2 separate regions of the Mus musculus genome follow, and region 1 is linked to region 2. Evidence: chromatin loops called from intact Hi-C (ENCODE). Cell type or tissue: left cerebral cortex. All regions are shown on one strand. Each heading gives the region's core, and the rest is flanking DNA. Links, peaks and the distances in the headings are about the cores only.

Evidence for each region. Hi-C counts contacts between places; a loop is a spot of excess contacts. Peaks named below come from ENCODE experiments on the same cell type or tissue, not always from the same donor. Only the 100,000 strongest peaks of a DNase experiment are listed, where the experiment ranks them.
Region 1: a loop joins it to region 2, with 2.2 times the contacts of the local background. A loop is called at or near these places in 2 of 42 quality-filtered maps.

What each region holds. Positions count from the first base shown.
Region 1 is chr1:91,372,737-91,388,262 of GRCm38, forward strand. Ilkap (integrin-linked kinase-associated serine/threonine phosphatase 2C) reads right to left here. Exons shown (of 12, transcript NM_023343.3): 5 at 14,479-14,605; 6 at 12,504-12,610; 7 at 11,829-11,922; 8 at 10,568-10,655; 9 at 9,115-9,236; 10 at 5,730-5,849; 11 at 3,582-3,663; 12 at 3,091-3,346. The coding sequence ends at 3,206. It overlaps Erfe (erythroferrone), which reads left to right. Exons shown (of 8, transcript NM_173395.2): 8 at 1-1,481. Among named protein-coding and RNA genes, the nearest start is that of Erfe, 14 kb to the left of the region's middle. In left cerebral cortex, for the core only: CTCF peaks have their summits at 6,415 and 7,951 (motif pointing left); DNase peaks (open chromatin) are centred at 6,361 and 7,937.
Region 2 is chr1:91,121,309-91,136,834 of GRCm38, forward strand. It overlaps Lrrfip1 (leucine rich repeat (in FLII) interacting protein 1), which reads left to right. Exons shown (of 25, transcript NM_001310732.1): 22 at 1,114-1,231; 23 at 1,770-1,849; 24 at 4,333-4,437; 25 at 6,778-7,636. The coding sequence ends at 6,888. Among named protein-coding and RNA genes, the nearest start is that of Rbm44, 16 kb to the right of the region's middle. In left cerebral cortex, for the core only: a CTCF peak has its summit at 7,732 (motif pointing right); a DNase peak (open chromatin) is centred at 7,750.

The DNA of each region.
Region 1 (15,526 bases), core at 5,596-10,595, 250 kb after region 2:
CTTGTAGCTCTATTCAGGCTCAAATTCCTTCCTGTGGCCCAGCAAACTAGTCAGGCCACTCACTACCTGGGACAACTCAGCCTGCACAGGGTAGGAAATGACTGTAGGTCCTTAGTGCTTAAGAGGGAAGCCCAGACCTTCTTGGACCATACACTGTCTACCTGGGTTCCTGAGTTCCTATCCTGCAGTATTCTCTATGTCTGCCTAGAGTACAGCCTCAGGGACCTAGGAACGTCAGGGGCCAGTAATCCTAGGCCTGGCAGCAGTTTCTGTGTCTGGGGTAAGCACGATGACCTGCAGGCCCCTGGTGAGCACCCTAACATACTGGAGCTACACTCCTTTGCCATCCTTATCCTCTACAAAGGCTACCAGCCAACTTCCCAACCCTCGGAGGCTCGGGCTCACTGCTAGGGCCCACACACTAAACCAAAGTTTGAGCACAGTTATCCACACAGGGCACCTGCTCACAAGTTTCCCTCCTGAGACTCCATTGTAAAGGGGGTGGGTGGTCTGGCTGAATGGCAGCTTGGGAGGAAGAAGCTGGCTGAGGGCTCTTCCCATGAGAAGGGCTGCCACCCTGCAGCCTGCTTTAGTGGTTTTCCCATTTTTAACAAAATGTGGGACCAGATCCTAATAGGCAGTGGAGAGGGCTGGACCTTCCAAGTCCTGATGGCCTGCTGATGAAAGAGCTGACAGCCAGCAGTCCACACCCACCAGCTGCTTTGGGATCTCTTGGCCTAGCAGGAGTGCTCAAGCCTGGGACAGAGGGGATAGCTCCAGTTGCTTCATCTTTCAGCTGACACCAGGATGAAGCTACCACATCAGAACGCCCTTCTATAATCGGACCTGTCCCCAAATCAGGCTTCCAACAGAGCGACAGGTGCCTGGGGGAGCTGTCCGTGAGCAGGCCTGGCCCGATTCTCAGTATGGCTGGTACCCACCCTACCAGGAAGCACTGTGCTGGCCTGGGTCCTGACTCCCTGGCACTCTGATAAGGACATGAGGTGGAAACACCCCACCCTTTTCTGGATTTCATTTTGTATCCAGTGGGCACAGACATGTCAGTGACGTTATCTTCTACCCTTGAGAAAGCCACATAAGCACATATCTTACCTTCCAACAACTGTGTTACACAGCAACTTAAAAGTATTTATTGTGTCATATTGCTAGGCAGAATATATTTATGTAATGGATCACACAAAGCCCTAACAATGAAGGGCAGACCCGAGAAGCATGACCTCTTTCCAGCTCACTTCACCAAAGACCATGAGGGGTAAGCTCTGGAAAGCAAGGGAGAAATGCCTTTAGTCTTGAGACTCCTACTGAAGTAGCAGGAGAGGCTCTTACTAACCAGGAAGGCCACAGTGCCAAGAGTTACCCAGACAGAAGCACTTGGGGACATGGGTCACAGCCTATGGGGCACTGAATGATTCCTGGGCTGCTATGAAATTGCTAAATTAAACTGTTTAGCTTTCTGATGAGTTGGCATTCTCTGTCTGTATGCCAGGCTGCCCAGGTCCTAGTCTCCAAGCAGGATTGCTGTCTCTCAGTCCCTGTAGACAGGGTAGCGCTAATGTTCTTGAAGTTACTTAAAATTTATTTGAATTGCATTTATTTGGGAGGTACGGATATGGAGATCAGATGACAGCCACAGCAGTTGGTTCTCTTACTTTGTGGGTCCTGGAGACTGAATCTGGGTACTTAGGCTTGGCAGGAAGTGTCTTTAGCAGCTGAACAAGCTCACTGGGCCCACAGTGTTATTTTGAAAGGTTTTTATTCCTCTGTGTGGAGTACATGCAGAGGTCAACTTAGGGTGTTCCTCAGGAGCCAAGCACTTTGTTTTGTGGGGACTGGATCTCACTAGGTCCCAGATTCAAGGTCTGAGGATCTGCCTGTTCCCACCATTCCCAGAACAGGATTATAAGCCGTGTGCTACCACACTTGGTTTCTTATGTGGATGATGGAAATTAAACTCAGGCCCTCACGAATGGCAAGCACATTCACCAAATGAGCTGACTCCAGCTTGACACCCTCCCTAGTATGTTGGGGTTTGTGTTTTGAACAGTGTCTCAGGCATCCCAGGCTAGCCTCAAACTGGCTATAGTGGAGGGTGGCCTTCCAATTCTGATCTTCCTGCCTCTAATCAGGTGTTGGGGCTATCTATAGGCATGTACTGCCATGTCTGGTTTATGGTGAAGGAACCCAGGATCCCAAGCATGCTAGGAAAGCCCTCCACCAAGATATGTCTTCAGCTCTGAGTGGGTTTCTGAGGCAGAGTCTTAGTATGTAACCCAGACTGGACTTTTGAATGTTTAAATTTAGGGACATTTGTATGCATTCAATTTCTATTTATGGCTTTTCCATGACAGACCCTAAGAAGTCATCTATGGTTTGTACAGGATATTTTGAGGTCCTTGTAGCATCTGCAGCACATTTTCTAACTGGCCAACAGTGATACGGCTGTGGAGGAGGAGGACAGTGACTGTCATAAAACAGGTCTGGAAAGGCAGCTATGTAGTATTACAGCCCCTGGCCAGCGTTCATACAAAAATCTACAAGAGCTCTTCACTAAATAGCCCCAGCCTGATGTTCCTACACAGAAGGTAAATTTGGAGACAGGTTAGAAAGTTCTTCGGGGGCCAATCATGCCCAGAGGTTCCCTGCCATGGGCTAGACCATCCACTCAGGCAGCGAACCAAGCACTCCTGAGATTGACAGCTGGGTGTAAGCCAGGACGACAGTCATCCTCTCAGGGCTCACTTCAGGGAAACAGGAACGAGATGAATGAAGTTGTCTAGGAACCTGGTGAGACGGCATGGTATGTGGTAAATTCACCTATGGACCCCATTTCAGCCACACCTGGGCTCCTGCCAGAAATGTGCTCTGTATAGAAAACTGAACAGAGCCCTATTATCCTGTCATCTTACTGCAAGGCCCCACTTCCCCAAAGGGTCACAATGACAGCAAGAGCCTGTGAACTACTAACAGGTCATCATGAGCTTGTCCAAGAGGCCCATGGTGGTTCTGACAAGGACAGATCCAGAGCACATTCTAGAGCAAACACAGTTAACTCAGGACCAGTCACTCAAATAACTAGGAAAAAAAGAAACCTTTATTTACAACCATGGAAGTCCCACAGGAGTACACACAGCGTGCACAAACAAAATGAACCTGCAAGTCAAGAGCACACGCCAGTGTGCTGGCCTCAGTGTCCTATCCTCACCACCATCACCGTCACGTTGTCTGCTGAGCCCCGCTGCACTGCCTTGTTGGCCAGCCTGTTGCATGCAGCTTCATAGCGGGCATCAACAGCAGGCTTCCCTTCCCGGGTCTGGATCTTGTCATCCTACCAAAGGGATGGGATCTGAGTGAACAGGGCACCAGCCTCTGTCATTCTTTTAAGACACTACACCAGGGCAGGGCCTGCTCTGTCCCTAACAAAGACTGGCAGGACAGTGCCTGGTGAGCTCCATAACAGGGCTTATGTTGACGGAGTTCACAGATTACTCCTGACACAGGGGTTGCGGGGCAATGGAAACAAAGCAGCTGAGACAAGTGGCACACCCTCTAAGATGTCTCACCTCAAGGCAGGACAAGATGAAGTTCACAGCTTCTTCTGGGGTAAAGACCTTGAAAAGCCCGTCGCAAGCCAGCAAAATGAACCTAAGATACAGGGAAAAAACAAGGGTCTCAGCCACAAGCTCCTGAACAAAGGTGACCTGAGAGCTCAGTGAGGAGTGGCTGGCTGCCTAACGTTAAGGAAAGCCCTGGTTCCACTCACTACCCTAAAAATAAAAAGAATAATGGCACACATATGTGTAATCTCAGTCCTCTGGAGGTAGAGAGGGGTCATTCTGGCTACACAGCAAGTTTGACTCCAGTAGGGCAAGTTGTCTCAACAGACCCAAACCAACCAGGCTTGGTCGTCACACCTTTAGTCCCAGAGCTCAGCTAGCAGAGGCAGGTGCATCTCTAGGCTAGCTGGTATATATAGTGAGACCCTGTCTACAAAAATAAAACAAGGGGCTGGAGAGATGGCTCAGCAGTTGGGAGTACTGACTGCTCTTGCAAGAACCCAGGTTCAACACCCAGTTGGCAACTCACAACTGTAACTCCAGGACCTTACACCCTCACACAGACATATTGCAGGCAAAATACCAACACACATAAAAAAATAAAATGAAAATAAATCAAAAAACCAAATTAAACAAAAATCCTCAAAACCAATCCAGTAGCACTGTGCCTGTCCAACAACTCAATGGCCACGAAAATTTTAAAGCAATAGAATTTGTGTAAGGAAGCTGAAACTCTTTAAAATGAGTTGTGGTTTAAGGAAGGATGCTGTATACCACAAGAGGGACATTTTCCCACCCGTAAGTAGAATCTCAGAGACCTCAGAAGGAGATGCTGCATTCTGGTTCCTTAGGGACAATCATGGCAGCAGGTATGTAGTGAACATACCTGTGAGCCACCACAGGCCCAAGGATGGAGAACAAGCATCCTAAGGGAAGCATCCTTGGGTGGTGCTTCACTGCTGAGGGTCTGAGATCCTAGAGTGGATATCCCCACTTTCTGGTCTGAACACAGCTCACTGTTCCCGAGATGCCCAGAGGAAGCCTCTGAGCATTTATGTTCTGTTGTGGAAGCCACTGTTCTCTTGGCCTGGCTTTAAAATAGCTACCTGCTTTTGTTTCTTAGCCTGTCCAGAGTCTCTATTTTCTGACAGGGCACATACCTAGCCATATTTTGTGAGCACACAACCTGAGGTTGAGACATGGTGGGGACAAGTCTAGACAGGCTACTCTTTCCAGTATTTTTCAGACTCAGAATAGTCAATCACAGACATGGGCTTAGCACAGCACTGTCACTACATACTGCTACTGTCATAGTTGTCCCTAAGGTGCCATGCTAGGAGAGCACAGAAGACCCCAGGCAGATGGCCTGTCCTAATCTAGGGCAGAGAATGCCATAACCGTACAAGGGGCCTCCAGAAACACACTCCAATATCCCAGGATAACTGACAACGTAGCCTAGGCAGGTAGGTGTCAGAACATGGCTCTTCCTAGCAGGTCTGGAGGCTGCCGTGTGGCCTCTATGCTCTGCCACCAGCCCCTGCTCCAGCTCAGTCCTGTTTCTCTGAGCTCCTTCCATTCCTTCTGCTCAGTTTGGCTCAGGCTTACCCCACCCTGTTGGGGTCAAGAGGGCTGTTACCTTGCCCTCAGCCAGTCTTGCTAGGTTTCCTGTGCTACTCTCAATCTACCTGCAACAGGAAGTTTTTCTCAGTCACTCAGGCCTTGATTTATAAGCTAAAACCCAAATGCCTTGGCCACCCCACAGATCCTGCTCAGTCTGTCCCCAGAACTTCTTCCCACTTTCCTCTCCATCCACCAAGCCCCTGGCCACCACAGTCCTGGCTGTTTCACGCTATACATGAATGAGTGGACATGGTCTGGATAGTCTCTCTGGAATGGATGCCTCTAAAGCCTCTTAGCACAACCCCTACATTCCTGTGATAAAGCAAGCATCCATCTCAATTGATTCCTGACCACCGTGGACCCCGTGAAACCAGAACCCACAGGTGTCTGTCTCTGTACCACAGGACCAGGCATACTGCATACCCCTCCCCAACTTCCCCCAGCAAAGGCTGAACGCAGATTGGAGGAAAGTCAGCAAGAGAAACAAGCCCCTGTATGTGTATACCCACACTTTTGGTGACCGTTTGCTTTTACCTGTCATTGGGGGTCAGCTGGCAGCGTCTGATATCAGGCACAGATGTGACCCCACAGCGCTTGTACTGCCCATCTCCAATGGAACGCGATACCTCCAGCACGCCCAAGACACGCCCATCTCTAAAATGAAGGGAATAACGTCAGACTGTCAGACTTAACTCCTCACAGGTCCCTGAAAGCAGAAACTGAGAGTCTACAATAGCTGAGTCTGACATTTCTTTTTGTTTAGTTTGAGACATGGTTTCTTTGTGTAGTCCTGGCTATCCTAAAACTCACAGGCTGGCCTCTCAAATCCACATGCCTCTGCCCCGAGTGCTGGATCAAAGGCACTCACCACCACCACCAACATTTCTTTATCTCCAGTGAGACACAGACATAAACCGAGGTCATTCAGGTCTTGCTCCCCTCGGGGATGAGGACTACACAGCTATACACTAGCAGCAACAATGGGCACCATCCAACCTAACTGTTGATGGACTCAACAGTGAATCTCACAGCAATGCCTATACCCCTTCCCCAACCTCCCATGCCCAGTTATTCTAACAAGATGGTATGAGTCTATGCCCCTTAAATGACTACGCACACAGCCTGTGTGTGGGTGGCAGGAAAGAGGGTGGTAAGCACTCTAACTGTCGAAGCTAGGCTCAGAGGATATCTGAAGCTATAGTTCCTAGCTGCTGAAGCACTTTCACACCAGTAGGGCTACAATCTCACTCATGATAATCTCTCTCACACTTTTCTGTGAAGGAAAAAACAGATGACCTATAAATAGAAGAGGTACCTTAGGCAGACACTATGATCACAGAGAACCAGTGTACAGTTACACTGCCCCAAGAACTATGCTAGCCCAGGCTCTCATATTGACTCCCTGGGCTCTGAGGACATCATTTTTAAGACTTACTAAATACCAAAGCAGTGTGGTGGTTTAGTATCCTTGAGGCTCCTAAGTCACTAACGAGATGCTGTACAGATATAGGTGGGACAGGAAGTTCCTCCTGGGCTGGTGCTACAGTTCTGGAGGCAGCCTTAATTCCAGTCACCCCCAGTGACTCAGTTCAGTCACCCTGAATGAATGTTTTTTAATCCCTAGAGACTTTTTTTTTTCCATTTTTTATTAGGTATTTAGCTCATTTACATTTCCAATGCTATACCAAAAGTCCCCCATACCCACCCACCCCCACTCCCCTACCCACCCACTCCCCCTTTTTGGCCCTGGAGTTCTCCTGTACTGGGGCATATAAAGTTTGCGTGTCCAAAGGGCCTCTCTTTCCAGTGATGGCCGACTAGGCCATCTTTTGATACATATGCAGCTAGAGTCAAGAGCTCCGGGGTACTGGTTAGTTCATAATGTTGTTCCACCTATAGGGTTGCAGATCCCTTTAGCTCCTTGGGTGCTTTCTCTAGCTCCTCCATTGGGAGCCCTGTGATACATCCATTAGCTGACTGTGAGCATCCACTTCTGTGTTTGCTAGGCCCTGGCATAGTCTCACAAGAGACAGCTACATCTGGGTCCTTTCGATAAAATCTTGCTAGGGTATGCAATGGTGTCAGCGTTTGGATGCTGATTATGGGGTGGATCTCCCTAGAGACTTCTGCTGTTTCCTGGGGAAAACAGAGCATTCTAGAATACAAATTATTAAACAGAACTGGAGTAATGGAAGTGCCTAGGAGCAGTGCTGAACAGGAGCAGTGAGAGTGCTCGGCTTGGGAGCACCCATATAGGAAGCAGCCCCAAACTTAAGAGCCATGAGAGAACCTCTTCTGCAGCTCAGATCTTAGCTATGAGCAGAGCCTTCCTACTCCAAGTTCTCAAAAGCTAAGCCTCCTGCTCTTCCTGGGTCTGGGGCTCACCTGACTCCTGAAGGAAGTAGGAGACCACTGACTCCTTTAGCTGTGGGAAAGGGGGAAGAATGTTCCACCCTGGAGACCAGCAGAAGCCCAAAGCCAGTGTGTGAACACCAGTATAGACAGCTATAAGCTCTGGTCCCCAAGGACCATGACACTAGTACTTAGCCCAGTCCCAGGTACACGATGCCGATGTACTGCAATGTCACTGTCTTCAGAAAGCCTGCCAGGCTAGCCCATTCCTTGTAAAAGAAAAGCAAACATCTCTTCATACGCCCAAAGGAAGCCCTGCTACACACTGCCTTCATTGTAAGGAACTCTACTAACAGGCTAGTCTTACGTCATTTGTCAATGGACACCACACTGCTGCCCCCTTGTGGCTACCGTCTAGGTGCTGTAGAAATGGTTCTCACCCTTCCTAATGACCCTTTAGTACAGTTCCTCAGGCTGTGGTGACCCCCAACCATGCAATTATTTTGTTGGTACTTCATAACTGTAATTTTGATACTGTTATGAACCATTATGTAAATCTGATATGCGACCCCTCTGATCATGACCCAAAGGTTACCTGCTGGTGTACAGACTGTGGTGCCACGTCCTGTGTGACCCCATGTAACCTGGCTGCCTCCCTCTATGCCCAGCAGCCATGCACAAAGCCTCCCAGCTCTCATACATTAGAGAAGAGAAAGCCTTCAGACTTCAAGTTCAAACACCCCAGCAGCTTAGCTAAAAGGACATTTTTGAACATTTTATCTCCAACAGAACAAAAAAAACTTGAGGACAAATTATAGAAAGAACCAGAAAACAGGGTCACATTTAGAAGGCAATGTCCATGAAGTGGAAGAATGAAGTTCTCATTTCACCTCTGGGCACACAAGTGATCGACTCTGGTCACATGACCTTTGAAGACAGCGGTGAGTGAACTGAGGAGGTACAGCAGCAATCTCTGTGTCAGCAACAGCACACTCTGAAGGCGTCCCTTTATTAACTAATTTTTGAGAGAGTGCCTCACCACATTGCACAGGTGGACCTTGAACTCCTGAACTCAAATACTCTCCTGTCTCAACCTCCCAAGTACCTGAAAGTGCAAGTGTTCCCATACCTAGCTTTGAACCTGGTCTACTAACCACTAGAGACTTTCAGTGCCACAGCGCAATATATAAACTGGGTATGCTAAGGCAGGCCAATAATTCCAGAAGTGAGGAGCTGGAGGCAGGAAAATTACAAGTTTAAGGCCAGCTTTGGTTATAGACTGAGGTGAGGCCAGCCTGGGCTAGATGAGACCCTGTACAAAAACCAAGCAAGGACAGTATGAGAGAAGCTCCCCAGACACACTGAAAATAGCTGAGTGGTAAGTACTCACTTGAGACAGGTTTTGTCTTTCTGTTCAGCCAGGGAGACACTTTCTACCTTTACTGTGACACAGATGAACTAAGTTATTCATATGCACTGCCAGACCTGAGAGTGGACCTTACTATGCACATTAATCCTCAATGGTGTGGAGGCTGAGTTCCTGGGACCCCATAAATGCCCTGGATACCTGACATTCCCTCCAGCTTTCTGTATCCTCATGCGCTCTTCATACTGAGTTGGGTTGTGCTCTTTGCTGAGGCTTAAGGCTGCGTGCTTCTGACTTTCCTCATTATATCGACACAGGATTGCCTGGGAAGACAGAGATCGCAAACCATGGAATTCAGTGAGCAGCATCTAGGACTCAGTCAAAGGGAGACTTACAATGATTTCACATTCAGTTGCTTGCTGACATACAGAAGCTCAGAGAATCCAGCATCAAAGAAATAGCAAATAGGAAAGTTGTTCTCACTCTAAGGGTGAGAAATCCCCAGTTTTGGTGTCAATTCTGTCATAAGCCTTGCTGGCTGACTGTAGCCAATCTCTCAAATGGCCATTGTTGGTGGCATTAGTGACAAAGATGGGAGGCATTTAACAAATACCATGGCCAAAGTCAGAAGGCTGTGAGCTTTTCTGAGAATTGAGGATACAGGCAAGCACAGCACACACTCCCTGTTTGCTCCCACGGCCATGGTTACTGTGTCCCTTTCACAGAGGACACTGAAACCCAGAGGAGTAATTTGCTTAAAGTCACATAAAGAACCAGGGTTCATAGGGTTCATACTGGGTCTGGGTATGAAGAATTTGGGGGGGACGGGGGAGAAGGTGGAGTGACACATTTTCCCTCCTGTTCTGGTTTGAGTAACTTGTTCTAAACAAGTTCTACTTGTATACTTGTTTACTTATATACTAGAACTTGTCTATCAAGGCTCCCAGGAACCTAAGCTCCCTGAGGACAGGCTGTCACCTCCGTTTACAGCTGCATTCCTAGTGATGAGTCCTAGCCCTAAGCACCAGAGGAGGAGTGGTAGAGGCTGCTTAGTGAGTGGTCACTGGCAACTGAAGGACACAGGACTGGGTGGAAAGCAGCATGCTTGAACATAAGGCCACTCCCTATAGCACCTGACCTGTCCCTGGGCTCCCGTGCTGCAGATGTGCTTGGCCTTGGCCTTCCCTTTCACGGCTCTCTAGCTACTCTGCAGTCAAAGCCCTTGGAAAGGTGGAGTTAATACTTTCATTCAATACCAACTATGTCATAAAAATGAGGATCTAAGTTACCTGCACACAGATTTCATTCTAAACCCCAGTGTCATTTAATAGCATGGCAAACAAACCAAAACAAAAAACAAGCAAACAAACCAATAAAACAAAAAAACAAAAAAACAAAACCAAACCAAAACAAAAAACCCCCGAAATCCTATTGGCAGGGGAGACAGCATCTCGGTGTGAACCAGCCAGCTCTTGCCCTGGGGAGAACAGACGGCCCTGCTCAGCTGCCGAGTCTGTCCCAGGTGTACACTGGAACACTCCTTGCAGAAACCCCACTAGAAGGGAAGGCCCAACCAGCCACCAACACTTTAACTTGCTTAAGGTCTCTCCTTAAGACATGCTGTCACCTAAGCAGGTGGCTCAGAGCCACATACCCGACTATCTCCAAGGTTGGCGATATACAGGATGTTGTCCACAGCCAGGACACACGTGGCAGTGGACCCGTCTTTCCAGGCAGGCTTCCTGGGGAAACACATCAGAAACGCAGTCACCACTACTGGCGAGTGCCCAGAGACTAATTTATAGAGCTAAACAGCAAGTCTGCCAGGCTAAAACAGATTGTATCCTCTGTATTACTCCATAGTTTGGATATGGGTAGTGTCCCCAGATGCTCCTATGTCAAAGGTTGGGATCCCATGGTGACACTATTAGAAAATACTGTGGCCCTCTAGGAAATGGGGCCTTATGAGAGATTTAGGTCACTGTGAAAGTTTCCTCATAAGGAGCTGTGGGATCTTACTGCAAAGTCCTTCAAAGGGATTGTGGGGCTTGGGCTCATTTTCCCTGTCTCTTGCTGTCTGGCTCATGAACACACATGCTGAGACTCACTGCTACCATAGTATGCCACTCGAATCAAAGGTCTGAACTAACTGGGCTGCCCTATAGCTGTGCCTCAAGTCCAGAACAGTAAGCAGAAACAAAGCTCTTTATTTTGGGCACAGAGGGGCCACATACCTTTGGTTCACTCCAGAGGCAGGCAAAACTTTTAAGTTTGAGGCCAGCCAAGGATACACAGTGAAACCCTCTCTCAAAACTAAAAACAAACACCAAACAATTCTTCCTAACATAGCCCATGTGATGCAGAAATACACACATCTTTTTTTTCCCCTTCTTAAAATGTACGAGTGTCTTGTCTGCATGTATTCAAGTGCATACCTGCTGCTCCTGGAGACCAGGAGGCCATTAGAATCCTTGGAACTGGAGTTACAGGAAACTGTGAGCCATTATGGGAGTGCTGGTCCTCTAGAAGAGGCAGCCTGTGCTCTTAACCACTGAACCATCCATCTCTACAACTCCAACATACATTTTTCTAAAAAGCATTTTTTTCTGCTTTTTAAATTTTATTTACCTAAAAAAATATTATTGTATGTGTGTGCACAGTGTGTAAGCATGCATGTGTGTGAAGGGAATATCTCATTTTACCCTTTGGAACTGAACTCAGGGAATAAAAATTAGTGGCAATCATCCTGACTGGCTTCCCGCTGGCCCCACATCCTCCTTAATTAATGGTTGTAAGAGCTCACACATGGTGCTGGGTACTCCTGAGACAGAAAGCATTGTGCTAAACAGCATCACAAGACCTGAGGTTGCTCAGGAAAACACCACGCACTGAGCATTCTGCATGCAGATACTCACTGGCTTGAAGCCTGTTTCAGGAACTCTTCATCGGTGTGCTTAAAAGTATCTAGCAGACACCTCTTTACAGTCTTCTCCACACTGATTATATCTCCTGGTAGAGAAGGGTCAAACAGAGTCATCTTTCAAGAGGAGAAGGCTGCTGCCCACTCAGGTTCTGTTGGTCGTTTTCACATATAAACTATTTTCTAAGCATGTCCTTGTCAACAATCTACTTCCTCACCTGTAGGAGCGCCATGCAATTCCGATGTACTGGTTTCCACAGCGTGGAGGCAGACAAGACACTTAACCACATCCCAGACACTTAACAAGCTAAGAAATGGTGCTTTATTTACACAGCCTCTTCTGAACCCTAAGCTCAGACTTTCTGAACCTAAGCCTAAGACTTTCTTTTTTGGTGACAGAGACTTATGTAGGCCAGGCTTCAAACTTACTGTGCAGCTGAAAATGATTTTTGAACTGCTCATCTGCCTCATGAACCATCATACCCAGTATACGTAGTCCTGAGGACTGAATCTAGGGCCTCAGGCATGCTAGTCAGGTAAACTATCAACTGTGCAACATCCCCAAACCCATCAACGACGTTCTGCCAAAGCAAAACACCCAGTCCGACAGACTCGGCCATGCAAACAGCACAGCAAGTCAAACGTCCACAGGTTCAGTTCTCAGTCTCACCTTTAGGAAATTTCCTGATTAAGTTCTGGTGCAAATTCTGTGCAGCAAATTTCGAGGCTCGTATTCCTCCATGTCCATCAAACACAGCAAAGTATGAAACCCGAGTACTAGAAGAACGAATTAAAGGTTAATTATATCCCTAAAACAATGAACACACCTCTTCACTGAAGCTTGCTTTACTGAGTTTTGAGGTGGGGGCTCCATATTTAGCCCAGTCTGGCCTCCAATTACAGAGCCTTGTGCCCCTGCCCAGGTGTGCTGAGATTACACGTAGGTAATTTCACCACACTCAGCTTCATTAAAGCTTTGAAGTTTCATCTCAAGCAATGAACATGAAATTCACATTGTTGAGATACCAGTCACACTGACATGTGGGAAAAGGTATTTAAGAGATTTAAGTAAGTTTCATCCATTTTAATTGTTGAGTCCAGTATAGTAGCTCACACCTGTTATCCCAGAACACAGGAGGCTGGAGCGTGAGAAATGCTAACATTGTGAGCTCCAAGATCTGCCTGGCCTACAGAGTGAGACCTATCTTAAGACACAAAACAAACAAAACAACATTTGTTTCAAAAACTAAGCTGTGGCTGGAGAGATGGCTCAGTGGTTAAGAGCACTTATTGCTCCTGCAGGGGACCCAGGATCAGTTCCCAGCATCCATTACTCCAGTTCCAGGGAATTCAAAGCCTTCTTCTGATCTCTCTGGGTACCAAGCATGCATGTGGTGCATATACATACATGAAGGTAAAAACTTATACACATATAATAAATAAAATTTATAAACTAAGCTATATAATTTCTCAGTGAAATTAGAATTCAGAACTTTTATCCCATTTAAATCAGACTTTTGTTAAACAAATGAAAAAAGTTACTCATCCAAGACTCTTGTCCAAAATGTTCATATGAACAAGGGAGAAGTTACAGGATTGTCGCTTAAGTGTTGATTAATATCTAACTTCAAAGCTTATGCTGATCTTCTTATTCCTATTTCCTACCAACTTTTGTCAGAAAACCCAGCTAGATGGTTAACTGGGTAGTTTGGCTTGACAACCTGACACCCTGCATTCAATTCCTGGTACCCGTGTAATGGTGGACGGAGAAAACCAACCCCACAAAGTTATCCACTGACAAAACTACACAGCACAGTTCCACCTGCATCATAAATGCACACAATAATTTTAACTTAAAACTACATCAGAAAGAAAACTATTAATGAGAAATGACATTTAGGGTTAAGATGAACTTTTCTTTCAAACTTCTTTGCATTCCTTTGATCAGTAAGAGCACTTATCAAAGGCTTCAGTTCCATGTGTGCACCGCTTTCTTTCTTCCAGGCCATTTTGACTACTTTGGTCTTTCTGGGCCCTGATTATCTAGCTGTACAGCCTCTCCCAATGCCATAAGACTCCGCTGGGTTTAATTTGGAGGCAAAGCCTTTTTGGTAGTTCTAAGACTTTCCAGGAACTCAACATCCACTGAGTGCTGGGAACTCAGGACAGGACGACAATCATGTACCACCACACCCACACTTCCTGCAGAGTTTACTCGGTGACTTTCAATTCATCCACTCTCTAGGACACAGAGTAATAGCACTCAGCCCGAAGCTGATCAGTCCCCGTGAGAGTACAACTGCCTGAAGTCCATAGCAGGGGAGACAGTTCTCACTCAGCGGCACTCAGATGCAACACTGAGGAAATCTAGGTTGGGCAGATCTTTGCTGAGGGGCAGTCCCTTGTTTAGCAATGTAATATTCTTTTCTCTACCCACCAAATACCAATAGCCACGGCCTACTCCAAAAATATCCTCAGATGGTAACAACTATCTTAAAAATATTCTCCCATCTAAGATCCACTGATGCAAAAGGCAGGTTACTCATGGCGTCAGTCTTTCTTGGAGAAACATCTTCACACAGTCCAAAACTTAGAACAGAGGAGAAATGAGCACCAGCCAGGCTTGCTGGACTGTAAACACTCACATGAGAGATGATGGAGGATTACACTCCTGAGTGATATCGTTCAGGATGACATGGGCATCCTGCATCTCCTCCCTCTCACCCTTCCGCTCTGCCACATAGCCTTTCAGACCAAAGATCACCGAAGAGGCTGGGGAAAGAAAACAAAAAGCCAATACAAAACTGTGCCTTACCCTCTAGAAGCCCTAGTCCCAGAGCAAATAAGAGGTACTACGGCAGCCTAGCTCAGCAACATCACAGTGGTACAAATAAGCAATATTCCCTCAAGGCATTTCCTTGTGGCCACAATTCAGGGTTCTGCCACAAAGCCTGGAGCTGTGACAGACATGTGAGCTGCACCTAAGGAGATCAGAGTCAAAGAAGCGCTGCCTCACACTAATGGGGATGTGGGACTAAGGGTCAGGAGAAAGTGATCCCCAAGGAGAAATTTAATCTGGTGACAATTTAATGAGGACCCAAAAACTCCCATTTCTAAAAACTCCCAATCAGTAGAGTTGCCAACTATGCTGCTGGAGACCCTGAGAGTATGCATCTGCGTGCTCTAGGCTGCCAACCGTGGTAACAGGCACTTCCCTCCAACTGAGCAGTTAAAGGGCAGGAGTCTGCTGTAGCACAGAATGGTGTCGCACTCAGAGGCTGCCTAGTTAAGTTCTCTACAGAGCTGGAACACTTCTAGAAGCGAAAGCAATGCCTTTGGCCATGTCTAGCAGCATTGCCACATTAGTGCCACTGCTCTCACTGAGGCGATTATTCGTAGACGTGAAAGTTTTCAGTCATTTCTCTCCATCAGTACAAAAAGGGAAGTCTATAGCTATTTCTCCTAGTCAAAGCTAATCAAGAGTTTTTAAACAAAGACTAGTAGTCAGAAAGAATGGATGGTCATAAGTCAGCCATTTCTGAAGAGGACAAAGGAAAAAAATCCGTCCTTTTCTATGCTGAAGAACAACATGGTTTCCTGTCAGGTCAGGCAAGCACGTGAAAAGTAAAGGCAGTCTTACATATCATTTGCAGAAGGGGGCCACGCCCACCTCTTACACTCAGAGAAGTGCTA
Region 2 (15,526 bases), core at 4,690-9,689:
TTCCCCAGGGAACCATCTCCTCCAACATTTCCCGTAGCCATATGGGTCTGCTCACCTTTTACAGTTGTTATCCTTTCAGAATCGAATTAAACTGTCAGCTGCTCTTCTGACCCCGTATGAGAGAGAAATCCTGTAAGACCCCCTCCTTAAAGGTTGACCAGTGCCTCTGGGACACCGAGCAGCTTGACCAGGTTCTAAGCAGAAGCATACAGTTTTACTGGGGACTTCAGTCCCATATTCCTGCACGTAGGGACCTCTTTTATATCTTTGTGAATAAGCATCAGCATCATGAAGAGTTACCACCAACTCTTAAATCACCATTCAAAGTCTGTGTGTGTGTGGGTGTGTGTATGTATATGTGTGTGTCTGCAGTCTGCTTCTGAGTCCCAGAAGAATTTCACCCTTAGAGATAACTATTCACAGAGGCTGGGGAGATAGATCAGCCATCCCCTTAAAGCTGGATGTAGTCACACACACACACACACACACACACACCTATTATCCCAGTGCTGGCGAAGTGGAAACAGGTGGATTCCTGGAGCTGACTGACCAGTGGATAAGCTAGGTTCAGTGAGAGACCCTGCCTCAAACAAACAAACAAACGAACAAACAAACAAAGGAGACAGAAAGAAATGAAAGGAAGAAAAATATGGTTGAACATAATGGCAGAACACACTCAGTACTAACCTCTGGCTTCCATAAGCAAATACCTACATATACAAATTCTCATACAAACACATACATACAACGTACACAAAAATTATTGTCCACTAGGTTATAAAAGAATTCATGCTGAAGTTATAAAGTCTTTGCCTCGCCTACTCCCTTCTGAGATGAGCGCTGGCCCTCAGATGCTTTTAGTTAGTTTATTTGGATTGGCCTTTATTAAAGAGAATCCCTCTGGCCGGTGGAGCACAGGCTAGACTGTAACCTTTCCATGCCATTCTCCCCTATACTCCTGCGACCCCTGCCTCTAACACGACCCCGGGGTCATGCTAACAGCAAGGCAGTAGCCTGATGTATTTATTCTGGCTAAGACAGGCTCTAAACTCAGCTCTTCAGTTTCCTTTTGAAAAAAAAAGAAACAAATCTATTTTATTGGGGTGTTTTCAGATTAAGAAGCTCAAAGGGCAGCTGGAGGGAAGACAGAAGAACAACAAGCTGGACCTTCTTCGAGCCGAGGACGGTATCTTGGAGAATGGGACAGACGCGCATGTCATGGATCTGCAAAGTGAGTATTGAGCCCTGTGTGGGAGCGCACGCTTTTGTGTGTGCTGATTGTAAACACTCGGGGTAAAGGATACCCAGCATTCCCTCCTGTCCCCGAAAGCTCCTGGGTTCCACAGCACAGAAACCTTTTCTGTGAGTAAAGCAAAGTGGGGAGAAGGCGGCATAAGCCTGTGGGATGGAGCAGGTATCCCAGGATGCACAAGTGGGTGTGGTCAGAAACACATCTGCTTTGCTTCGTGTGATAGGCCCGTGTTACGCTAGTCAACTAAAACAGATTTGCAGGAGATGAGATTATGCTCAGCCCCTCTCCTTCGTCTCCTTTGTCACATCTCTGGGGGTTCCTTCTTACCTTGGTCTTCTACGTACACATAAGAAGTACAGACATGCTCCCAGCCAACGCCCAGAGAGGGTGCGCCTTGTCTGATTCTGTGGAGGCTGAGATTAGACTGTGAAGACTTTGTGAAATGATGATTCCCAGGAACAGAATGTTCTAGAGCCTGAGAAACTTAACCCGTGTTCCTTTCTTTGTCACCCTTTAGGAGATGCCAACAGACAGATCAGCGACCTCAAATTTAAACTTGCAAAATCTGAGCAAGAGATAACTGCCTTAGAACAAAATGTATGTTGACTCTCCGCAGTCCTGAGCAGTCTGGATGGATGGGTGGTTGTGTGGGGTCTGAATGGCCGAGGGCCAAAAGCAACAGAGCAGTGGTCCTCAACCTTCCTAACATGGTGACACTTTTATACAGCTCATCACGTTGTAGTGACCTCCAACCATAAAATTGTTTTTATTACTACTTCATATCTGTAATTTTGTTAGTTATGAGTCTTAATGTAAATACATGATATAATACAGGATATCTGAGATGCAACTCCTGTGAAAGGGTCCTTCAACACCCTAGAGGTCATGACCTTGCAGGTTGAGAGCCTCTTCAAGAGACTTTGCAAATCAAATGGGGTTCTAGGGAGGCAGGAAGATGACCCTGAGTTCAGATTCCCCAGCTCCATATGAGAAGTTAGGGATGGCACAGCATGTCTGTATTCCTTGCCTGGGGACAGAAGGATCTCCAGGGTGTGCTGGCCAGCCAGGCTACCTAATCTATGAAGTTCAGGCTCAGCGAGGGACTTTATCTCAAGTATAAGATGGAGAGCCAATGAGGAGGGTGCCTGATGTCACCCTCTGGTCTCACATACCCACAGGTCCTGGTGACGTGGGTTAAGAAAGCAAGTCTCTTAAGGCATCTATTGGCTTTAGTCTTTTGTTGTTCTTGAGACAGGGTCTCAACGTGGCCCAGGCTGGCCTCAAACTCACTATGTAGCCAAGGGTGACCTCAAACTCCTGATCTACCTCTCCTGCCTCTGTTTCCCAAGTGCTGAGATTACAAGAGTATCCCCATGCCTGGCTTTCAAGACGTTGCTTGCAGAGTCGGGAAGGGAAGTTCAGGACAAGTTGTTTATTAGAATCTAAGTTGTCACAGTGGTACTCATGTTTTATAATGGCTGTAATAACAAAACAGCTCCTGTCAATGTGGCTTGCAGATGTTTCAAACTGTATTATTTATGTGGGGGTGTGGCTCGGTCTGTAAAGTACTTGTAAGGCAGCCTGAATTAGATCCTCAGAACCCACATGAAAAGGTGAGCACAGTGGCCAGAGCCTACCATTCCCTGCTAGTGCTTGCAGCCAGCCAGCCTCGCTGTAGGCCAGTGAGGACCTTGTCTCATGAAAACACGGTGGACAGCTCCTGAAGAACAACCCCCAGTGCTATGCACCCGCATCACGTACACATCAATACACATATACATAAACTAATTTAAATAGTTGTTTATTCAACATATGTCTTAGGGTTTTACTGCTGTGAACAGACACCATGACCAAGGCAACTCTTATAAGGACAACAACTAATTGGGGCTGGCTTACAGCTTCAGAGGTTCAGTCCATTATTGTCAAGGCAGGAGTATGGCAGCATCCAGGCAGGCATGGTGCAGGAGGAGCTGAGAGTTCTACATCTTCATCTGCAGGCTGCTAGGAGAATATTGGCTTCCACCCAGCCAGGTGTGGTGGCGCACGCTTTTAATCCCAGCACTCAGGAGACAGAGGCAGGCGGATTTCTGAGTTTAAGGCAAGCCTGGTCTACAAAGTGAGTTCCAGGACAGCCAGGGCTACACAGAGAAACCCTGTCTCCAAAAAACCAAAACAAAGCAAAACAACAACAACAAAAAAAAGTCCACACCCACAGTGACACACCTACTCCAACAAGGCCACACCTAATAGTGCCACTTCCTTGATGGAGCACATACAAACCATCACAGCACACTTTATGCCCACACATCTTTTTCCTTGAGCTTCTAGCCTTTCTCCCCACAGCCAGATGAACAAACATGGGGCCCTCCCACCTCTGCATCCTGGGTCCAAGGGGCAGCCTGTGTCCCATTCTAGGGTGAGGAGGACAAAGGAGGCACTATCCCCTCAAATGTGGATATACGTGCCAAACCTTTTCATAAAAACAAAGAGTGATGCTATATATTCAGCCTGATCTTGAATTTTGATCCTCCTACCTCTGCGTTCCAAATTCTAGGATGTGGACACACACCTTCACATCCAGCTATGGACACACCCTCACATCCAGCATGGGCACACCCTCACATCCACACGAAGCCTCCCTCCTCTCTTACGCTGTCATTACTGGCCTTCCCTGGCAGCAGCCTAGGAGATGAGCCAAGGTCCAGCCAGCATCATCTGCCTTCTGTTCAGCCAAGACCAGGGAACACAGGCCAGAGGGCAATCAGTATCTTGCTCTCATGCCCAGCTTTTTATTTGAGTTCTGAGATTTGAACTTGGGTCCTTTTGTAAGCACTTTCAAGTCCCATGAGGGGGTTATGAAAGCAAAGGGGCCTTTTGCTCTCAAGATGGGGGTCACTCCGAAATGCTACTAGACGAGTTAGTCAGAGAGAGCTGAAGTGATGTCCAGAATGCCACACTGTCACTCACACCACGTATTTTCAGTTTCATTAAATCGCATCCTTTGATCGCAAATAAAGCAAACAGCAAAAGAAAACAGTGAATGAGTTTGTGTCAGTGGCTTTCTTATTATTACCTTTCAGGTAATAAGGTTAGAGAGCCAAGTAACGCGCTATCGATCAGCCGCCGAAAATGCAGAAAAAATAGAAGATGAACTAAAGGCAGAAAAACGGAAGCTCCAGAGAGAGGTAAACTTCCCAGGCCCTGCTTTTACTCCTTTGGAAACGGAATGTTTAACTTCCCTGAGGAGATCGGGCCAAGTTGTTCACTTGGAAAATAGTCATCTGCTCGGCAGGCGGCTGCATGTTGGAGTGAGGTCGCGGTTAATAAGTGAATCATTCCCATATATATTATAAACCCAGCCTTCTCTGTTCCGTCCCGACAGCTGACATGTGTTCAGTCTTTGACCATTGCTCTCCTCACTCACCAGACAGACACCCAACCACCATCACCATGGTTTCTCCTCACTCACCAGACAGACACCCAACCACCATCACCATGGTTTCTCCCCACTTACCAGACAGACACCCAACCACCATCACCATGGTTTCTCCCCACTCACCAGACAGACACCCAACCACCATCACCATGGTTTCTCCCCACTCACCAGACAGACACCCAACCACCATCACCATGGTTTCTCCCCACTCACCAGACAGACACCCAACCACCATCACCATGGTTTCTCCACACTCACCAGACAGATACCCAACCACCATCACCATGGTTTCTTCCCACTCACCAGACAGACACCCAACCACCATCACCATGGTTTCTCCCTATCCAAGCTCAGTGATTTGTGAGGTTGCTTGGGAGCCTGAGGAAGGAGGTAGGAGGTGGAGTCTTTTTTGGTTTGGTTTGGTTTGGTTTTGGTTTTGGTTTGGTTTTTTTTTTGTTTGTTTGTTTATTTATTTTTTGTTTTTGGTTTTCCGAGACAGGGTTTCTCTGTATAGCCCTGGCTGTCCTGGAACTCACTTTGTAAACCAGGCTGGCCTCGAACTCAGAAATCTGCCTGCCTCTGCCTCCCAAGTGCTGGGATTAAAGGCTTGAGCCACCACCGCCCGGCTAGGAGGTGGAATCTTAGGTCCTGGAACCCCAGCCACCTGCATGGGAGCTGGTATGGAAAGCAGAGCCATGGGTTGGGTCCCAGCAACTGACAGCTCCTCTAGAACTCCCTCCCTAGGACCAGCCCTCTGCCCTGCTGTCTGCTGGCCTCAGAGCAACCTGCTCACATGGCTATCTCTATGGTACCCAAGCCCTCTGCCCCTGGCTCTAGGCTGGGACTGTTTGAGACTCTTGACATTCAAGCTTTAAATTTCCAACTACAGAGACCTTGGTCCCGGCTCCCCCACACCAGAGAGTTACCTTCTCTAGCTGGTCCAGGCTCTGCTCCATCTGTAGTTGTTGGCTCACTACATTCATCATTTCTGAGTCCATCAAGACCCACAGGATAGGGCAGGTCTGGAGTCGTTCCAGATGAGGAGCATCTCCTAGTTAAGAACCTAGACCTGAAGTGAGTCATGTTTTGTTATTCAGTTAAGAGTCACACACAGATCCCAAGCAGTCAGTCTGGAGCCGCAGCCTGTGAATATCTCTTCATCTCTAACCATGCCTACTAGCCAGAGCTGATCTAATGCTGCTCCATCAACACTCCAGGCCCCTGCCTACCCACTTGCTATTGAAGAGGGGCCTTCAGGCTCTCTCCTATCTTTCTGCCCCATGACTGGTGTGTGATATTGTCTGTGAAAGCTAACATCCCTTCCCCCCACAGCCAATTAACAAATATTTAAGGGAAGGGGTGGAGAAAAGAAAAGAAAATATAGGTCATACTTCTGATATTTGATTCATTCCTTTGGTTCAAACCATACATGAAACTAATAAAAAATACTCTTCTGGGAGCCTGGGACCCATGTCAGGGGTGGATTGCACGCTGAGTATACACATGGTCCTATGTTCAAATCCCAGCACCAACTTTTTTTTTAAGTTTAGAAAAATATTCTTGCATGCAACATTTATTGTAAATCATTTGAATTTATTTTACATCCTGAAGAGTAAATACACTTTTTCTTTGACACAAAGAGAAAGAAAGAAAAAAAGAAAAGAAACATATATAGATGGAGAGATGGCTATATGGCTAGGAGTACTGGCTGCTCTTGCAGAGGACCCACGTTCAGTTCCCTGCACCTACACAACAGCTCACAAATGTCTGTAACCCCACTTTCAGGGATTCTGGTCCTATCTTCTTGCCTCTGTGGGTACCTGCATGCGTGTGGTGCACAGGCATAAGCTTATAAATAGAATAAAATAAAATCAAAACAAAATAAATGAAATAACTTTCATAAGTAAAAATGTGACCAAATATTTTTAAAAGTGAAAAAGAAAAGAGAAACGTGCACATACACACAACTTTTCAGATTCCAGTGTGGCTGGGTTTTTGCAGTGCTTTCTGATAGGGCTAGCTGCGTGGCCATGCAGAGCCCCGCCACGTTGGGAGAAAGCAAGCTCATCGCCCTCTCTCCTTCTTCCAGCTTCGCTCTGCACTGGACAAAACAGAAGAGCTCGAGGTGAGCAACGGCCACCTCGTAAAGCGACTGGAAAAGATGAAAGCCAACCGCAGCGCTCTCTTGTCCCAGCAATAAATACCAGCAGCAAGTGGGCACCTCTCTGGGGACTCAGATGCCCAGCCTGGCTTATGAGCTTTTATCTGTACTGTCGGGAGCATTGCATCTTTCCCTGCCTCCGAGGGAAGAAGTGCTTCCATGCAAGGGTCACCCGGGGAGCCCAGCAGCACCAGATGCCTCTGTCTGCAGACCCTTGCCCTGGCCGGGATGATACTCAGAGCCTGCAGGTTTCTTCATAAGCACACTGGGTCTCACGAGAGCTCTGGACTTGATGCACAGGGGCCTCTTAATCCCACCAACAGGGGTGACTGAGGTGGGGGTTAAGGTGGGACTTGATTTTTCTTTTGTGTCTTGCTGAAGGTTAAGGGAGAATGTTCCAGTGTTGGGGACGATCCGTGGTGGAACCTACAGTCCCAATGACTCCAGTAGTGTCTCTTAGTCTCTGCTTCCCATACACAAAACACTGTGGAACCACAAGCCATTACCAAGCAAAGCTCCTCCTTTGGAGTCGAGGCGATGGTCTAGACGTAAAGTGACCTTAAGAAGACTCTTTCCAGGCAACAGATGAAGCTTTTCTAAGGGACTTTTGCATTGGTTCAGTTATAAGAGTACTTTTCCCAGGGTCATTAGGCTACGGTAGCTTCACCGAAAACAACAGCTTTTCATTTGCATTATTTAAACCTTATATTTGAAATTGAAGTTGTTAACTTCTTTTAAAGAATGTACTGCTAGAAAAAAACATTTTAAAAATGAAACGTTAAAGAGCTGTGTGGGTTTTGTTTTTTACTTTTAAAAGATTTTACTTTTATGTGCATGAGTGTTTGCCTGCATGTGTGTATGTGCACCACCATGTGTGCAGTGTCAGGAGAGGCCAGGAGAGGGCGCTGTATCGCAGGACTGGATTTACAGCTGGTTGTGAGTCACCAGAATTGAACCCAGGCCCTGCAGCCTGTGCTCTGAACTACAGAGCCATCACTTCTATCCCTGAAGTCAAGAGAGAACTGAACAGAAGACAGGGTTTAGATAGGGTTTCAGGAGTGGCCGGGTGGGGATGGGGAGCTTTCCAGGGTGAGGCTTGGTGGGATTTCAAGTCCTAAGCTTGGGTTTTTTACTCTGTAGGGTGGGGTCTGGGTCTGGCCATTACACCTGGCAGTTGGAGGTGCTCAGGGGAGGGGCCTGGCCACTTGTGCCTTGAGGGGCTGCTCAGTCCCCCTGGGGAACCTCTCCTAACCCTTCTGGGCCAGCCAACCTGCAGTAAGACAGTGTGTGTTTGACTGTCTTGTGGGTTCTCCCACACTATCTTAATATAAGTTCATTTAACCATTAAAAAAGACTGGATAATTCATAAAGTGCTGGCCATTGCAAACCCCTCCTGTGGCACCTGGACATGAAATCCATTGTTTTCCCTTATCTTTTCTCATTTAATTTCTATGATGACATCATGCAGTGAGTATCATTGCAGAAACTCAAGAGTCTACATCACACCCAGAGGAACCTAGAACACAATTTCAAAGTTTATCCCATAGGAAAGCCTTTCCTGCAGGTGACGCTCTTAGGGAATTGCTGCTAGCTTTTTCCTTCCCTGAGACCCAGCCTTCCTCTACCTTGGCTCTGTTTATAAGCTGGTGCATGCTTGGTCACTGAGGTAAATATTCCAGACACTACAGAATGTTGAGCTGTGCCCTGGGTGTCTAACCTCAGATGCTACAGGACTGCACTTGAAATCACTACTGTCAATGGGCACCAATGCTGTAAACTGGATTTTAAAAATTGAGAGAGAGAGAGTTGAAATCTTGCATCAGAACCACTGTTATTTTTTACAAGTTATATTGACTTACAGAAATAAAATAGCTTTAAGTCAGAGAAGCCCATTGAAAAGCACAAACAGGGCCAGGTGTGGTGGGAGACAGAGGCAGGTGGATCTCTTTGAGTTTGAGGCCAGCCTGGTCTACAAAGTGAGTCCAGGACAGCCAGGCTATACAGAGAAATGACCTCAAAAAATTAAAATTAAAAAAAAAAAGACCCAATCCCATTCAGACTGTACTGAGATGGCATTTTCCACTGTATTTCACTAACAGCTAAAATGTCAACCAGAATCTACTCTGGGCCTGGGGCGGTGGTTTAGTGTGTAAAGAGCCTGATGTACAAGCATGAGAACCCAAGTTCAGTTCCCAGTACCCTCATCTGCTAGACATAGTGGCATGTGTGCCTGTAACCCCAGCACTGGGGACAGAGCAGGAGGATCCTGGAAGTTAGTTGGCCAACAAGGCTAAATGATACAGCAAAATCCAGGTTCAGTAAAATTATGGAAGCAACCAATAAAAGATCTCATGACATCAACCTCTGACCTCCACACATTGCCTCCTGGGGGAATGTAGTCTCCCCTCCCCCAGCCTGAAACCTGCTTGCTCGGGGTGGAGCTTCCTGCTCATTCGTTCTGCCACGCCCACTGCTGGAACCTGAGGAGCCACACACGTGCACCTTTCTACTGGACCCGAGATTATTCGGCGGGAATTGGGTCCCCTCCCCCTTCCTTCATAACTAGTGTCGCAACAATAAAATTTGAGCCTTGATCAGAGTAACTGTCTTGGCTACATTCTTTTCTCTCGCCACCTAGCCCCTCTTCTCTTCCAGGTTTCCAAAATGCCTTTCCAGGCTAGAACCCAGGTTGTGGTCTGCTGGCCAGACACAACAATTGGCGAACCAACGCGGGACTGAGAAACGGCAAAGGATTTTTGAAAGAGACGCTGCTGGTTCGGAGCTCCATAAAATAAAGGATAAGGGAAATTCATACCGGAGAAGGTATGGGCTAAGCTGAGACAGCGTTAAACCCGAGCGCTGGTTCACTTAGGTTCAGCAGTGAAGAGCTGGGTATCAGGCGGTAGGCCGTAGCTCTCCGAAGCTACATGAGGTGTGAGAAAAGAAAGGGTTTATTAAAAGGAATAGGCGGATTGCCCCAGTTAATAAAAAATGCATCATAAGGGAGGAAAATGTCCCAAAAAGCAGAGAGAAATATCTCTCTGGGCCTTATAGCAAGAGTACTCTGTTCCCTTTTGTGTCTTGTCTAATGTCCGGTGCACCAATCTGTTCTCGTGTTCAATTCATGTATGTTCGTGTCCAGTCTGTATGAATGAATGTTCTATGTTTTGTGTTGGATAATAAAGATGGTATAAAAAACTTTATCTGCAAAGCCGAGAGCTGCCACGTGTTTCAGCCAAGAATCAGACACGTGGCGAGAGGGCCCCTGCTGAAAAAACTGTTCGTTTTAGGAAATAAGGGCGAGTGCACAGCCTCTAAGTTTCAGAGTAAAAAAGCTAATAAATGGTTCATGATTAATGTGTTTGACAATGGTAAAGTGTTTTTTATTTTTATGGTTGTAGCTACAAAAATTATTATTCTCTGATTGGTCTAAATGTAACTGCTTCATTTGGTTCTTTTTTATTGGTAATGTGCTCTGAGTGTTTTCACAATCAGCTCATAAGTTGTTGGTTAAGATTAATAATTGTTACATTGCTACAGATGGTTAGTATTAAATTTGATAACTCAAGTTTAGAGTCCTTCTGACACATGGCATAAGGCAGCCCAAGAGGCTGGGTCTCTAAAGATATTTCTAGTTTAGGTAATAATTAATGTGGTTCGTATCCTAAATAGTAAAATTTAAAATAAGATTTAAAGCAATGTCTCTTTATTAAAGCATTAAAGCTTGCTTTAATAGGTATTCATAGGTATTAATTGACATCCAAACTTCGTAATATGATAATAATGCTTCTAATATTGATTTTAAAGATAATAAATTGTTTTAAACTTGGGTTTTGCTTTCCCAAGGTTACAGGTATTATCCTAACCTTACACAAAAAACTTAAAAATTATGGTTAAAACTGCTATTGTTCCATTGACTGCAGCTTGCAGTTTGATTTCAAATTTAAGATCTTTAATTCACCTGTATACTGTAATTAAGATAATTACAAGAGTAATCATCTTATGAGAGCGCTCATACAGCTCACTTCATACAAAACTGTGACAGAGTTATCTAGTTATGTTTGTCTTTGTAAATAAATTAGACAAACAGTTTGGTTATAGTTGCTGCCTGGCAGAAAACTGCAGTACGGGCAATTTTTTCACAACACTAAAGTTGTGAAGAACGTTTTAACTGTAAGTCATCTTAAGAAAGAGTATCAAAATTTGGAGGCGTAGACAGTTATATTGTTTCTCTAGAATCGGTCCTTATTACAAGAGGGCCAAGATGCTCAGATTAAAAAGTATTTTACGTTTGAGTCAATACAGGGCTCTGGGCAGCCCCAGAGCAGCTTGTGGCCTTTCTTTTGTTTTACAAACAGTGCCTGAGAAAGTTTTTTCCCTGTGTTCAAGAGAATTTCTTTTTAACAGTGTTACAGATCTATTCAGATGTTTAAAATAATGCTTAAATTCAAAGAGTTTTGCTTCTAGTGAACTGTAATCACTAGAAAATTTTGCCTCTAGGTATGGCTAATGTAACTTTACATTATGTAAAAAAAAATTTTATTGTTTCTGCTTCTATACAAGAAGCCAAGAGTTTTAATCTTTCAGTGTATATTGTTTCCTAAGTAAAAGGTATTTTATTAACTAATGCTTCTTAAAGTTTACCTTAAATCCTTGCTCTCACCCAAAAGATTCAGAGACAATATCCTTTTATTACTTAGGGTTTTAGTTTACTACAAAAGGTTTTACAAAAAATAAAGAAAGCTTTTATAATTGTTATTAATTGGTAATTAAAAATTGGTTGTGCCCAAAACAATTCTTTGGCCAAAAAGAAAACATTATTGTAAAGTCATTTTTCTCATCCTCCCAGCGGATCGTTGGCCCACGTGGGCCCAACTAGCTTCTGTGGGGCGGAGTCTTAAGACACAGTTTCCCCTGTTCCAGCACAGATGATCTAGTTGTGTGCTGTAGATGGTGTTTTAAAATGCTAAACAATCAAACCTTAATTTGTATATTAATAGTCAATGCCATATCTCTGAGCTCGCAATTGCTTAAATTGTTCATCCCTCAGATACTATTAATTCTCAAATTTACAATTGCTTATGCATATTTCTAGTTAATAAATAAATTATACACATGTGACTCTTAATAACTTTGCAAGCCTTCTAGTTACAACTGCTCCTTAAAAAAATTGATTAAAAGTGCAATTAGTCACTGCCCCTTTACAGCCATGTATTTAAAATATTTTGTCAACTAGTTATTAATTCAAAAGTTTAGGTATTATAAAATTTTAAAACTTTAACTTCTTAAAAGACAAAAAAAAGAGAAATTGTATCCCCATGCATGCTATTTAGTGCATTCCCATGCACACTATTAAAGTCTTACCTTTATTTTCAAAATCTAATATTTTAATGTCAAAGAGTTTAATAAATGCTTTATAGTATCTTAAAGAGATCTACTTATTGGCTTATAGATTAATCCTAAAACAACTACCTTATTAAAAAAGAAAAAAACAGGTTTTCTCCACAAAACGCTACAAAAACATATTAATTCGTGTGACGAGCTAGTAGGTAAGTTGACTCATGTCCTAATTAAATTGACTAAAAAACTAAATTAAATTCATGTTTTAGATCCATCCTTACTTGTCATTTTTCCAGTTTAGACTAGCTTCTAGCCTTTTAACTTTATGGCAATAGTACATCAGAGACTGTATATTTAATAGAGTCATAATGATTTTTCTCTTTTCTTCAGTGTAACCAGCCATTCTAACTCAATCTTAAACTGGTCCTAATATTCAGTCCAATGTTAGAGATTCCTATATTCTAAATTACCTAACAAAGTTAATTCAGAACACATCCCCCACTTCCCCTAGATCCCTAACCTCAGAAAGATTGCTGGCCTTACAGCTAGTAGAAAAAGCTATTAAAGAACAATTGGTCACTTAATACATTAGTAAAATAAAAGGACCCCCTGACTAACGAATAAAAGGGTCCAGATCCAGTTCTAATTTGGGGTAGAGACTCAGTTTGTGTTTTTTCATGAGATAAAGATAGAGCGCAGTGGCTGCCAGATAAATTAATTTGTTAGATGAACACAGATTCTAAATCTTCTAAAGTATCACCTTGAGGACTAAAATTCCTCTTTTGCTTAAAAGTCGGCTTGAGGACTCAGGCTCCAAAAAAGCTACTCTCTGAGCCAGCTCCCCGACAGGAGGCTGGAGACTAGCCTCAGCTTTACAGTTTGCATTTAAATAAAGTACCTAGAGTTCCCCCAAAAAAGTTCTGCTTTCCTACTTTCTCACTGTCTTTCAAGATTTTGTCTTTCAAGCAGGTAAATCAACATTCTCGAGGCGGACCAGTGGATGTGCATCCCCGCCCCCCTAAAACACACAGGTGGCAGCTGTTACCCCCAGTCTCAAGACATTTCCAGCACGTGGTTTTCAGTCTGAGTTAAAAATTAGGTTTACCAAGAGGGCTAAAAAAGTAGATATTTCTATATTAATAAAGATTGGTTTTTATTTTGATAGACAGGCTTAGCCCCTTAGCTGACCTCTGGCTTTTCACCCTTGCTGTTACTGCAAGGTGTCCTTAGCTCAATAGGCTGTAAAAAAAACAGGGATGAGGAAAAACGACTTCCAGCTCCTATTTTAGCCACAAATCGTGGTGTTACTAACGACATAATTCTTGCTTAGGCTTTGCTAATTCTGAGGTTGATAATTCTCCTTTAAGAGCTGCACAGCACTCAAAACTGTACATACTGGTTTGTGATTGTACAAATTCAGTATGGACACCGCTTGGTACAGAACTACTACAAGAAAAGGTCCAGCTTGACCATTTCTGAGTTTCCTGTAAGATAAACCCGGTTTAAAAGAGGTTGGTATCATATTTTGGTTAAAAATAAAAAATATTTTCCGGCTCTACCTCGCCTCCCCAAAAGATACCCAGAGCCACATGTGTGGGTCTTATCAATACCCACGGGAGGAATCGGGTCCATGTCCACCCAAGCCAAGGTTAAAAGCCCACTCATCTACAGATGAAAAAATCATTTGATCACCTCAGTTAAGCGTTGCCTTATTTAACTAAATCAATAGGGGGGAGAGAGATTGGAGACGTACTATTAAAAGGACAAGCCCTTCACTGCCTCCCACCCAAATAAAAAAGCCAATTGGCCTTGTACTACAAGAGCCGGTCAAACTCCTTCTCCCTGTTTCCCACCTATCATCCAAAAAAACAGAGAAATATCAACTTAGTGTTATTATAGTGTATTTCACATTTGTTCAGTCAAACTTAGCCAAAGTTCCAACGCCCTACTTAAAATTCAACTAGAAAGTTACCTACCAAGTACTAATTAGCATTATAAAGTCAGAGCCTACAGCTCCAGGCTTTTCAGTTAGTTGTTCACTAAGATAAAAAAAGACAGTCTTAGCCTTATACAGTTTACCATAAAAAAAAATTAAAAAATCCCAGTAAAACAAGTTTTTTCTTTAGCCCTAGATTCCAGGCAAAACTATTGAACATAGATAATTTTTCCCCCCTCAGGCCAGCTTTTTCTTTTTTTTAATTTTGTTAATAAAAGGGAGGAGATGTAGTCTCCCCTCCCCCAGCCTAAAACCTGCTTGCTCGGGGTAGAGCTTCCTGCTCATTCGTTCTGCCACGCCCACTGCTGAAACCTGAAGAGCCACACACGTACACCTTTCTACTGAACCCGAGATTATTCGGCAAAAATCGGGTCCCCTCCCCCTTCCTTCATAACTAGTGTCACAACAATAAAATTTGAGCCTTGATCAGAGTAACTGTCTTGGCTACATTCTTTTCTCTCGCCACCTAGCCCCTCTTCTCTTCCAGGTTTCCAAAATGCCTTTCCAGGCTAAAACCCAGGTTGTGGTCTGCTGGCCAGACACAACAGGGGAATGCACTGTTGAATGTGTGCACATACCACACCCACCCGCACACACCACCTTTTCATGGATTTGTCTGTCTGTCTGCTTTTAAGGGTCTACTATTTGGAGACAGGGTCTCATTGCATAACCCTGACTAGCCTAGGACTTGCGATGTAGACCAGGCTGTCTTCAAACCTCTGCCTCCCAAGTGCCAGGATTAAAAGCATGCACCAACACACCTGGCTATTGATATCTTATTAGTTTTCAAATACAGAATTCTGGTGAGCACAATGCCACACTCTTAGGGAATGGTAAAGGGATATCCACCATAAGGAGATGGTTAAGGTAAATATTATTTGGAGTTTTTATCCCACCTTAGATCATTTAGTTCCCAAATAAAATACACAAATCCTTTAAAATAAGCCTTAAAGCACTAGAGCTGGCCAGATTTCAACCCTCTATGCTAGTTTGTCCACTTTCCTGTCAAAATCCCAGAGACATCACTTGCCCCATTCAGCCTGGGCTGCTCATACTCCAACAGCCGACCCCCATGACCATGGCTCTCACATCCACCTACCCCACGATGCCTTCTTCCTTCTTCCTCCATGTCCCCTCTCCTCCCTCTGGGTCCATGCCTGAGACCCCAAACCCAGGAACCTCACTCTACCCTGTCTCTTCTGCCCAGCCCAGGCTGTAAGCATCCTTTTTAACCAATCAGGAATAACTTGGGGACCAAGTTTTACACACCAAAAGCTGGTATAGGTGAGGACCTCCTCATCTTGGCGCAACCGGATCTTGAGGTACAGAGTTTAGCATTTG